2 separate regions of the Homo sapiens genome follow, and region 1 is linked to region 2. Evidence: read pairs that join two places in POLR2A ChIA-PET (ENCODE). Cell type or tissue: endothelial cell of umbilical vein. All regions are shown on one strand. Links, peaks and the distances in the headings refer to the core of each region. The heading gives the core; the rest is flanking DNA.

Evidence for each region. ChIA-PET counts read pairs that join two places held together with the same protein. Peaks named below come from ENCODE experiments on the same cell type or tissue, not always from the same donor. Only the 100,000 strongest peaks of a DNase experiment are listed, where the experiment ranks them.
Region 1: POLR2A ChIA-PET joins it to region 2 with 7 read pairs; 4 of 35 experiments call an interaction of 5 or more read pairs at or near these places.

The regions. Positions count from the first base shown.
Region 1 is chr1:186,971,997-186,978,064 of GRCh38, reverse strand. PLA2G4A (phospholipase A2 group IVA) reads right to left here. Exons shown (of 18, transcript NM_024420.3): 16 at 277-472. Among named protein-coding and RNA genes, the nearest start is that of LINC01036, 120 kb to the left of the region's middle. In endothelial cell of umbilical vein, for the core only: no CTCF peak of the experiment used is centred there; a DNase peak (open chromatin) is centred at 3,034; H3K27ac peaks cover 2,500 bases.
Region 2 is chr1:186,597,660-186,604,451 of GRCh38, reverse strand. No RefSeq gene overlaps it. Among named protein-coding and RNA genes, the nearest start is that of PTGS2, 79 kb to the left of the region's middle. In endothelial cell of umbilical vein, for the core only: no CTCF peak of the experiment used is centred there; no DNase peak of the experiment used is centred there.

The DNA of each region.
Region 1 (6,068 bases), core at 1,857-4,356, 370 kb before region 2:
ACAAACATAATTCAAAGTATTGAAGTAAAGTCCCAGAGATTTTTGCTAAACTGGTTGTTGACTTTGCAGTTTCTGAACTGTGAGCAAGTCAGGGGATCTTGGGGTAAGAAAGAGGAGAAGTACTTGAGGTCTCAGAATAGTATCTATTTATCAAGGTAAGGGAAGCATTCAATAGTGTAATAGCTGGTACAGCAGTGACAGAGTGAAACAGTTTAATGTCAGTTTCGTCCCCTACTTAATTTCTATTTTATGGAATACAGCTTACTCCCTACTTACCTGGAGCCCTGTACTTTCTGAAGTTGATGTTGGCCAGAACAAAGTGGATGATGGTTGGGCAATCTTTCTCCATATCAGGATTCTTGGGTTTAAAGACATAGCACTCCTTCAGCCCTTCCCGATCAAACACATAAGGATCAATCTTTGGAAAGGGGAGCTTGTTCATTTTAGCCCACTTTTCTGCAAGTAGAAGTTCCTATGGGAAAGATGGAAAGATGAATTTGGAAATTTTCAGTTTTCATTGATTCAGTTGGTCTGACCATAATTCAGTGTTCACTAGGTGTCTACTGTGTGCCAGCAATGTACTCCTTGCTAGGATGAATCACGACCCTGTTCTCAGGAAGTTCATTAATTTCAAAGAAATTGAAAACAAACTCACTATTGTTATGTTAATTCTTGGCACAAGGCTAGCTCCACAGCAGGCATTTGAAAAATTATTGATAAACTGAACTGAGCAAAATTATGTTGAAGAAGCTGCTAGAGAAAAAAAATTATGGGTTCAGAGAATTTATAACCATGTGAAAGTTTTTTTAACCCTTAGGAGTAAAAAAGGAATCTGATGATGCAGAGAAGAATCCTGTTACTGGATTTTTACCTGTATCATCTCCACCAAAGTGTTAAAAAGTACCAGCCAAAACTTCATTCATTTTATGTATACAAAAATATTTGAGTTACTCTGAATCAGCTTTTTGTCTTCTTTTTGTGAACAGAAGTTGAACCTTTGGCCTCAGAGCATTGCTATTACATGTAACGGCCAAGAGAGGACTGTACAGATGTACCAAGGGCTTAGTTAATGGTCGTGGCAAATTGTATGATGGTTTCCATGTATTAGCTCCCTTCCTGGTAAGCTGGTTATACATTCCCGCCAGAATGAGAAGAGAAATAGAACAGAGCCTCCACGGGTGATTTATGACTGCTGGCATGTAAGTGGCCAAGAAATACGTGTTCGCAGTCAGCTACGGAGATTCGAGGTTGGTTTGTCTCTGCACCAAAGCAGGCTAACTCACTGGGGTAAGCACCCCCAAAATTAAATTTAAACTGGAGAACATAAATCAATATGGAGAGATGCAGTGAAGAGACCTCATTTCCATTATGTGCATCTTCAGGGAGAGCAGAATAAATAAGAAGCAGAATATCATAGTGGGAGAAGCACAGATTCTGGGACCAGATGCCTGAGTCCAAATGCAAGCTCCATGGCCTTGGACATGTTTCTTAAGTCAATGTTTCCATCTCAGATTTAAAATGTGGATGATATAAATAATACCTATCTCATAGGGTTGCTATTAGAATTAAATAAATTAATACTTTACAGTGCTTAAAACAGTGCTTACTACATATTAAGTGCTATGCAAATGTTTAATAAATAAATGCCAGTAAAGAGAAGAAAAGAGATGGAAGGAAAAAAGTAAGGAAAACAAAAGAGGATAAAGAAAGGGAAGAGAGATAAGAACATTAGAGAGGAAAATTCCTGGAAAGGGGAAGTTTTGGGGATACTGTCACTAGAATCTTAAGTTCTTTTTAACTACTCTTGTCATCTCGTTGATCCATTCCACAGCAATCAATAGTGGTCGACTAGGTTCCATGTTAGAAGTGGGGACATAACAGTGAGTAAAACATTCATGGTTTTTGTTGTTATGGGATTTATAGCCTGTTGGGCGAGAGATAGCAATCAAATAACCCTTTGTGCTTAAAACTGTGATAAATGCCAGGAAAAAATACAAGGTGAGACTTTGCAGTACACCTGGACAATTTCCTCAGAGTATTTGTTAATTCAGCCAACAATTATCAGTGAGTTATGTTCTAAGCATAAGAGATAGGCTGTCCTTGAAGATTTGGAGTTTATAAATCAACAGAAAAGATAAATAGATATTATAGAAAAGTATGATAAAGGCAGGAAGGTGCTGCACGATTGTGGGCCTGGGTTGTGCAGCGTGAAAGGCCCAGCTCTAAGACAGACACCCTAAAACTTGCTAGCTGGATGACCTGAGACAAACTAATTAGACACCACAGCTCAACAAGAAACAAATTATTTTTGGTGGCTGCAGTGTACAGTGATACTCCCCTACAGGCAACGCAGAGATAATGAGGAACGAACAAACACAGACTAGATTATTCACTATCCCTGACATAGCAGGCTCCCAATCCCATCTCATCTCTATTTCATCTGTTTCTTATTTCTCAGCAATTCATTTTTCTACCTCTGTAAAATAAAGCTAATACCATCGCCTTTCTCATAGGATTGCTGAGAGGATTAAATGATAAAATGTATAAAGACCTCAGTAGTTTACATTAGAAGAAAACAAGTACTTTATCATACAGGCTTACATTCAGAGAAAAATACACTTTTCATTGAACTTTCACTGCTCTTTTTGCTTCTGGAATGTCATGAATTTTATGTTGATCAACTCTCTCAACACCACTTATGAATAAAAATCTAGGAGAACAAAGGATTTAATGTATATGAAAGCATTTGCTTCATAAACTATTATGATAAATACAATTACATTTCACTGAAAATCCCATATGTATGTAAATAATTTCTTGTTTGAAACTTGAGAAAGCTTTTATCACCAATCTCTTCTTTTTTTCCCTCTATTCAGCTAAATTAATCAGCTTGTTATTTCTTGTCCAGCACTGTTCACAATTATTCACTCGTGATTATTCAACATCAAAATAAACCAAAAGTTCACATTGTGGAGCAATTGCGTGAGGGCAAAGAAAAGAAAGAGCTTTCTAGTGTTTACAAACATGACTCAAGGGTATGACCAGTGATGTGTGGATTTTGGGGTAAAATGAAAAGGGAAATACATGAGGTAACAGTGAGGCTATTTTTAGATGGTTCACTTCACGCTAGAATCAGGAAGAGATGGAAACTTTCCCTTTCCTTATGTGATCCTGATGTGGAAAAGATTAAAAACAGATGATTGCAAATACAGTGATTATAGCATGGATAAACCATTTCCTCTCTGATGTCTGGTTTCTCTCTGTAAAAGCTGAGAAACAATGACACAGACTATGAGTAAAGTGCAATAGTTTTTAGAAAGTATTTTAAAAGATTTCAGTGAACAAAAAAATTGCTGCTCCACAAATTACAGCGATATGCCGGAATTGTGTTCTATGATAGCTATCCATTTTGGTTATTGTTTGACACCTCAGATACTTCACACTTCCATAGACTAACTTAAGATAAACTTACATAGTATTAACTAAACTGACTTTCTGTGGGATAAAAATTTGACAGTATCCTTCAAAGAGATACTTCGTAAGATGTCTGTGCTCATTTTGGTGTTTTGTTTGACAGAGTCTCACTCTGCTGCCCAGGCTGGAGTGCTGTGGCCTGATCTTGGCTCATTGCAACCTCTGCCTCCCAGGTTCAATCGATTCTCCTGCCTCAGCCTCCTGAGTAGCTGTGACTACAGGTGTGTGCCACCACACCTGGCTAATTTTTGTATTTTTAGTAGAGAAGGGGTTTCACCATATTGGCCAGGCTGGATGCCCTCATTTTTGAGTACTGAAACACCACTAAGAAGACTTGAAGGAGAGGAATGACAAATAAATACCATAGAAATGAATATTGTAAATAAATGTTATTTGTAAATAACAGAAATATATTCAAAACACAGTATGATAGCATATATATGCCATTTCATTCATTTACATGTAAAAAAATATAAATATATATTTTAAATATATGAAACAACACATTTATTTATTAAAATACGAACACACATACATATATACATAAAATAATAAATTGACTTGTCATTAGAGGAAGTCAGATTTCTTTTGTCTCTATGCAAACCAAGAATATGTGCTTTCTATTCTACAATGTTTCTCATTACATAAAACCTATTTTTAAGATTAGGGAGAAGATTAGGGAGAAGGATGGCATATAAGCATGTAGGTAAACCTCCAGAATCTTAAAAAATTATTGAAGCAAGTAATATAAAATACAACAGATAGAAACTACAAGTTAGAATTAATTATTTTACAGTTATAGTCTCTCTTACTTTTAATAAAAGGCATGCTAGTATTAGGCTTCAAGAGCTTTATAATGCAATAGGCATGAAAATAATTTTCTATATCTAATGTTGTATAGAGTTTACAGAGCACTTTTTAATTCTGGTTAGTTATTCACAGGGATGTTACCATAAACTCACAAAATACGTAAAGGGAAATTAATGTCAACTTAATGTAATATCATCACAAAACATCTGATTCTCAATGTGAGTGACCAATATGAGTGTAGTGGGTTGAATGGTGGCTCCATATAAAATACCATTTCCTAATCCCTCGGCCCTGTGAATATGACCTTATTTGGGGAAAGACTCTTTGCAAATGTAATTTAATTAAGGATTTTGAGATTAGATCATCTTGGATTACGTAGGTGGGCCCTAAATTCAATGACAATTATTCTTATATGAGATACAAGAGAAGACATGCACACAAAAGAAAAGGCCATACAAAAATGAAGGCAGAGATTGGAGAGATGCAACCACAAGGCGAGCAATGCCTGGAACCACCAAAAGCTGGAAAAGGCAAGGAAGGAGTCTACTGTGGAGGCTTTAGAGAGAGGACATCCCTGTTGATGCCTTAATTTCAACTTCTGCCCTCCGAAACTGTGAGAGAATATATTTCTGTTGTTGTAAGTCACCATGTTTGGGGTAATTTGTTACAGAAGTTCCAGGAAACTAGTACAAGAGATAAAACTGGAAGTACTACATTAAATGCTGTGCACTTTCCTTCACCAGCCATTGTGGATTGGTGCCCACAAAGCTAATGCTTGGACTGATTTGGCTGTGATGTGGGCCAACCTAAGCATTATAAGTGAATAATATGTGGAGATTCTAAAACAGGTCATGCCCTCGTTTCAACAAATAAATCAGGTGATTGTGGAAAAATACAGATACTTTTTCCGTTTTTAGTGGGTTTAAATGGAATTCTGACCCTAAATGAAATGTAGGCAGATCAGTTTAATTTAGATACATTACTTCCATCATTTGTGAAGACTGCCTCATTTCAGATTTTCCTTTCTTCTTTCTTCCTTCTCTCCTTCCCTCATTTCCTCTTTCTCTCTTTCCTTGAATAATTTTTAAGAGAATTAACCCGTTGTTCTGGCTTCTTGTCATTAAGCATTTAAATGAGCACTGAAAAACTGAGCCAGATTTATGTCCAACGTATGGCAACACAATATAACTTAATTTATGGCATAATAACTAAAATCTATCACTCTCCCTAAAAGTTAGTAAGATAAAGGGGAAAATAATTTCAAGTAGTAAACTCTGAATTCTTCTATATTCCTTGCTTTCTTGCTCCCCGACAAAACCCAAAGTCCCTTCATTTTCCCCTAAATTCACAGCCTCTTAATTTTGCATGCTTGAGTATGAAGACTTTGGCTTATTTTCATGACCAACAATCAATCTCACTGATTGTCTTTGGATGAGCTCTAATGGTACACTAAATTTTCATATTATACATCTAAGATATTAAATGGTTAACAAAAAGAAACTTGACAAAATGAAACACAAAGCTGCTTTTGTTAGATAAATTAATAGTAATAATATTTAGAATAATGAACTCTTTATATTGGACTACTACTAGGTGTGTGCTAACTAATCTAAATAAATTAGTGTCACACTGATGTCATTAACTTTCAAGGCCAGTTACAACACAGATACAACAACATAAATTGTGGTTGCTTTTATCAAAAGACATGATCTCCATCTTTCTGTATCTTCTTGACAAAATATGACATTTAACTACACGAAGTGCTAGAATTTTCTGCAAATGTG
Region 2 (6,792 bases), core at 2,209-4,708:
AATTTATAATAAATATCCTAAAAATAAAAATAAGCAATTAAAACATACTACCAGAGAAAATCACTTAACCACAAAGGAAAACAGTGAGAGTGGAAGAAGGGAAAAGTTACAAAACAAAGAGAAAACAAGTAACAAAATGGCAGTAGTAAGTCCTTATTATCAATAATAACATTGAATATAAATGCAATAAATTCTCCAATTAAAAGACATAGACTGGTTAAGTGGATTAGGAAACAATACCCAACTATATACTTTCTATGAGAAGCTCACCTCATATATACACACACACATAGACTGGAAGTAAAGGGATGAAAAAAGATTTTCTGTGCAAAAATGGAAGCCAAAAAAGAAAAAAGCAGAGCTACCTATACTTAGATAAAATAGGTTTTAAGGCAAAACCTGTAAAAAAAGACAAAGAAGTTCATTACATAAACAGTAGTAAATATATATGCAACCAATATCAGACCACCCAAATATGTAAAGTAATTATTAATAGATCTAAGGAGAGAAATAGACTATAATACAATAATAGTAGGGGACTTTAACAACCCACTTTCAATGATGAACAGATTATCCAAACAGAAAATCAATGCACATGTACCCTAAAACTTAAAGTGTAATAATAATAAAATAAAATTTAAAAAAAAGAAATTTGAGTTAAACTACACTCTACACCTAATGGACCTAAGTAATATTTTAAGAACATTTTCTCCTTCTGATACAGAATATGCATTCTTCTCAACTGCATGTGGAACATTATTCAGGATAGATCATATGTTAGACCACAAAACAAGTCTCAGTAAATTCAAAAAAGTCAAAATTATATCAAGTATCTTTTCTGGCCACAATGAGATAAAACCAGAAATCCATAACAAGAACTTTTGAAACCTAACAAATATATAGAAATTAAACCATATGCTCCTGAATGACCAATGGGTCAATGAAGAAATTCAGAAGAAATTTTTGAAAATTTCTTCAAACAAATGAAAATGGAGTCACCTCATATCAAAACCTATAAGACACAGCAAAGGCAGTACTAAGAGGGAAGTTTATAAAAATAAATGTCCATGTCAAAAAAGTAGAAAGGATTTAAATAAACAAGAAAATGATGTATCTCAAGAAACTAGAAAAGCAAGAACAAACCAAACCCAAAATTAGTAAAATGAAAGAAATAACTATTGTTATTGTTACCTATATATCAAACCTTCACATGTACCCCTGACTCTAAAATAAAAGTTAAAAAAATTAAATTTGACTTCACCACTTAAAAAATAATAATAAAACAATAAAAGTACAAACAAGTGCAAAGAAATAAAGGGTGGAAAATTACAAGGTCTAGGAAGGGAAACGAATATCCAGATTTATGAAGTCTTCTAATAGATTGACTCTAAAGTGGCCTATACTAAGAAACATTATAATTAAATTATACAAAGTCAGAGACAAAGAGAATGTTGAAAACAGCAGAGAAAAGTAACTCATCACATATAAGTGAACCCCCACAAAACTATCAGCAGAAACCTTGCAAGTCAGTAGAGAGTTTGATGATATATTCAAAATACTAAGAAAAAACTGCCAACCATGATTACTCGACCTAGAAAAGATGTCCTTTAAGAATGAAATAGAGACAAAGACTCCTAGAAAAAAAAATTAGGGAGTTTCTCACCATTGGACCTCTCATTCAAGAAGTATTAAAGGAAGTTGAATTGAAATTAAAAAATCCTAAACAACAACATGAAAGCATATGAAAGTATAAATCTCATTCATAAAGGTAAGAATAAAGACAGAGTATTGTAATACTGTAATGGTAGCACACAGTTTTTAACACTAGTATATAAATTAAAAGACAAAAGCATTTCACATAAGTATAACCACAGAAAAATTGTAATGGAGACACAATATAGAAAGAAGTAAGATCTGACATCAATTACATAGAGTTGGAGGGGGGCGGTAAAATGTAGAGGTTCTATCTGTAATTGAAGTTAACTCATTATCAGCTTAAAACAGACTGCTATACCTATAAAATGTTTACTATGTGCCTTATGGTAACCACACACGTGCACACACACACACACACACACACACAAAACACACAACAGGTATGCAAAAGATAAAGAGAAAAGAATCCAAGCATACCATTAGAAAACAAATCATCAAACCACATGGAAAGAAAATAAGAAGAAGAGAGAAACAATAAAATGATACAACAGAAAATAATTAACAAAATAGTAAGTTTTACCCATCAATTACTTTAAATGTTAATGGGCTAAATCCCCCAAAGACATGGAGTGGCTTAATGGATAAAAAAACAAGACCCAGATGTATGCTTTCTTTTTTTTTTTTTTTTTTTTTTGGTGGGGGATGTGGGGGGAGGGCGGGGGGACGGAGTCTCACTTTGTCGCCCAGGCTGGAGTGCAGTGGCGCGATCTTGGCTCACTGCAAGCTCCGCCTCCCGGGTTCACGCCATTCTCCTGCCTCAGCCTCCCGAGTAGCTGGGACTGCAGGCGCCCGCCACCGCACCCGGCTAATTTTTTGTATTTTTAGTAGAGACGGGGTTTCACCGTGGTCTCGATCTCCTGACTTCGTGATCCGCCCGCCTTGGCCTCCCAAAATGCTGGGATTACAGGCATGAGCCACCGCGCCCAGCCCAGATGTAGGCTTTCTATAAGACTTACTTTAGATTTAAGGATGCACATAGATGGAAAGTGAACAGGTGGAGAAAGATATTACACACAAGTGGCAACCAAAAGAGAGCAGGGGTGGCTACACTCACATCAGGGAAAATAGGCTTTAAGTCAAAAACTATCACAAGACAAAGGTCACTCTCTAATAATAAAAGGGTCAATTCAAAAATAAGATATAACAATTACATATGCACCCGATTTTAAAAGCCTGAAAGGAGACATAGCAATACAATAATAGCGGGAGACTTTAATATCTCATTCTCATAATGGATAGATCATCCAGACAGAAGGTCAATAGGGGAATAGCAGAACTGAACAATAGACCAAATAGACCCTACAGATATATACAGAACATTTCACCTAAGAGCAGTAGAGTAGGCATTCTTCTCAACGTTTTTTTTTTTTCCAATATGAAAGATCACATACTAGGTCATGAAACAAATCCTAACAAATTCTAAGAAGACTGAAATCTTTGAAAGTATCTTTTCTGACTATAATGGAATGAAACTAGGAATCAACAATTAAAGGAATGGACAAATTCACAAATTCATGGAAATTAAGCAACACACTCAAACAAATATTGGGTCAAAGAAGAAATTTAAAAAAAATTTTTAAATATCCTAAGAAAAATGAAAATGAATATACAACATACCGAACCTTATAGGATGCAGCAAAAGCAGTACTAAGTGGGACGTTTATAGCAATAAATTCCTACACTAGAAGAGAAGAAAGATATTAAATAGACAACCTACCTTTATACTTGAAGAAACTAGAAAAGGAAGAGCAAATTTTACCCAAAATTAACAGAAAGTAGAAAATAATAAAGATTCAAGCAAAAGTAAACAATTTAGAGAATAAAAATGTATCAAAAATATCAGTACATAAAATTGAAACTGAAAAAAATACAAAAGATTTACAAAATGAAAAGTTGGGTTTTTGAAATTGTAAATAAAATCATCAAATCTTTAGTTAGGCTAAGAACAAAGGAGAAGACTCCAACAAAATCAGAAATAAAAAAAAGAGACATTATAACTGATACCACAGAAGTATAAAGGATTATTAGGAACTATTATGAATAACTATACACCAACAAATTGGAAAACCTAGAAAAAATTATAAATTTCTGGAGACATACAACCTTAAAATATTAAACCACAAAGAAATAGGAAGCCTGAGCAGACCAATAATGAGTAATAAGATAAAAACAGTAATCAATAGTATCCCATCAAAGAAAAGCCCAGAACCTGATGGCTTTCCAGCTGAATTCTACCAAACATTTAAAGAGGAATTAATACCAGCTCTACTGAAACTCTTCAAAAAAAAAAATTTAAGAGGAGAGAATACTTCCAAACATTCTACAAGGCTGGCATTATTCTCATACCAAAATTAGACAAGGACACAACACAACAAAAGAAAACAACAGGCCAATCCCTGATGTTCATATATGTAAAAATCCTCAAGAAAATACTAGCAGACTAAATTCAACAGTACACTAAACAGATCATTTACCGTAATCAAGTAAGTTCATCCCAGGGATGCAAGGATGGTTCATCATACACAAATCAAATGTGACACATTAACAGAATCAAGAACAAAAATCATATGATCATTTCAATAGATGTTGAAGATACACTCAATAAAATTCAACATTTCTTCATGGCAAAAACTCTCAACAAACTGGATATAGAAGAAACATACCTCAAAACAATAAAGGCCATATATAACAGACCCACAGATATTATACTAAATGGGGAAAAATTGAAAGCCTTTCCTCTAAGATCTGGAACACAACAAGGATGCTCATGTTCGCCACTTTTATTTAGCATGGTATTGGAAGTTCTAGCCAAAGTAACTAGGCAAAAGAAAGAAATAAAGGGCAGGCACCCAAATTGGAAAGAAAGAAGTAAGATTATTCTTTTATTTTGTAGAGACAGGGTCTTGCCATGTTGCCCAGGCTGGTCTCAAACTCCTGGGCTCAAACAATCTGCTCGCCTAAGCCTCCCAAAGTGCTGGGTTACAGGCATGAGCCACCACAACCAGCCTCAAATTATTCTTGTTTGCAAATGATATAATCTTATTCTTAGAAAAACCTAAAGACTTCACCAAAAAAAAAAAAAAGTATTAGAACTCATAAACTCAGTAAAGTTACAGGATACAAAATAAACATTCAAAAATGACAACAGAGGTAAACAATCTGAAAAAGAAATCAAGAAGTAATCCCATTTACAATAGCTATAAAAAATTTCTAGGAATCAGTCTAACCAAAGAAGTGAAAGATCTCTACAAAGAAAACCATAAAACATGGATGAAAGAAATTGAAAAGGACACTAAAAAATGTAAAGATTTTCATGCTGATGGTTTAGAACACTTAATATTGTTAATATATCCATACTTTCCAAAGTGATCTACAGATTTAATGCAAGCCCCATCAAAATGCCAATGACATTCTTCACAGAAATAGAGGAAAAAAAATCCTAAAATTTGTATGGAACCATAAAAGCTCCCAAATAGCCAAAGCAATCCTGAGTAAAAAGAACAAAGCTGTAGGCATCACACTATCCAATTTCAAACTATACTACAAAGCTATTATAACCGAATCAGCATGGTAGTGGCATAAAAGCAGACACATAGACCAATGGAACAGAATAGAGAACCCCAAAATAAACCCATGCATTTACAGACAACTCATTTTCAACAAAGGTACCAAGAACATACACCGGGGAAAGAACAGTCTCTTCAGTAAATGATGTTGGGAAAATTGGATAACCATATGCAGAAGAATGAAACTAGATCCCTACCTCTCACCTTATGTAAAAATCAAATAAAGATGTATTAAAGACTTAAATGCAAGATCTGAAACACTATGAAATTACTAGAAGAAAACATGAGAGAACTACACCTTAGGACATTGGTCTGGGCAATTTTTTTTTTTTTTGGTAAGTCATTAAAAAGCACAGACAACAAAAGCAAAATTACACAAATGGGATTATATCAAGCTGAAAAGCTTCTGCACACCAAAAGAAACAATCAGCAAAGTGAAAAAAACAACCTATAGAATGGAAGAAAATATTGGCAAACTATCTAAGATGAGATTAATAATTAGAATATATATGGAACTCAAACAACTCAATAGCAAAAAATCAAATAATTCAAATAAAAAATGTGCAAGAGATCTGAATAGACATCCCTCAAAAGAAGACATACAGATGGCCAATAGGTATACGAAAAAATTTTCAACATCACTAATCATCAGAAAGATGCAAATCAAAACTACGAGGAGGTATCATCTTACCCAGGTTAAAATGGCTTTTATCTAAAAGAAAATAGAAGATGCTGAGGAGGGTGCATAAAAGAATAGCTAAGACTCTTGCTCTGTTGCTGAGAATTATAAATTAGTACAGCCACTACGGAAAACATTATCAAGGTTCCTCACAAAAACTAAAAATAGAACTACCACGTGATCCAGTAATCCCACTGCTAGATACATACCCAAAAGAAGAAAATCAGTATATTGAAGAGATGTCTGCATTCCCAAGTTTATTGTGGCACTATTCACAATTGCCAAGATATGGCATCAACCCAAGTATCTATCGAAGAATAAATGAATAAAGAAAATGTGATATATATATGTATATGGATATTATTCAGCCGTAAAAAAGAATCCTGTTATTTGCAGCAGCATGAAAGGAACCGAAGGGCATTTTGTTAAGTGAAATAAACCAGGCATAGAAAGACAAATATTGCATATTCTCATTAATATGTAAGCTAAAAAAGTTAATCTCATGGAGGTAGAGAATAGAATGGTAGTTATCAGAGACTGTAAAGGTGAGTGGAGAGGTTTTAAAGAGAGTTTGGTTAGTGGGTGTAAAAACAGAAAGAATAATTTCTAGTGTTCAATAGCACAATAGAACTATGGTTAACAATAATTTGTTGTAGCTTGAATAAAAGCTTTGGAATATTTCTAACACAAAGAAATGACAATCTTTTGAGGCCAGGCACAGTGGCTCATGCCTGTAATCCCAGCACTTTCAGAGGCTGAGGCAGGCGGATCGCTTGAGGTTAGGAGTTCAAGACCAGCCTGGCCAACATGGCGAAACCCCATCTTTACTGA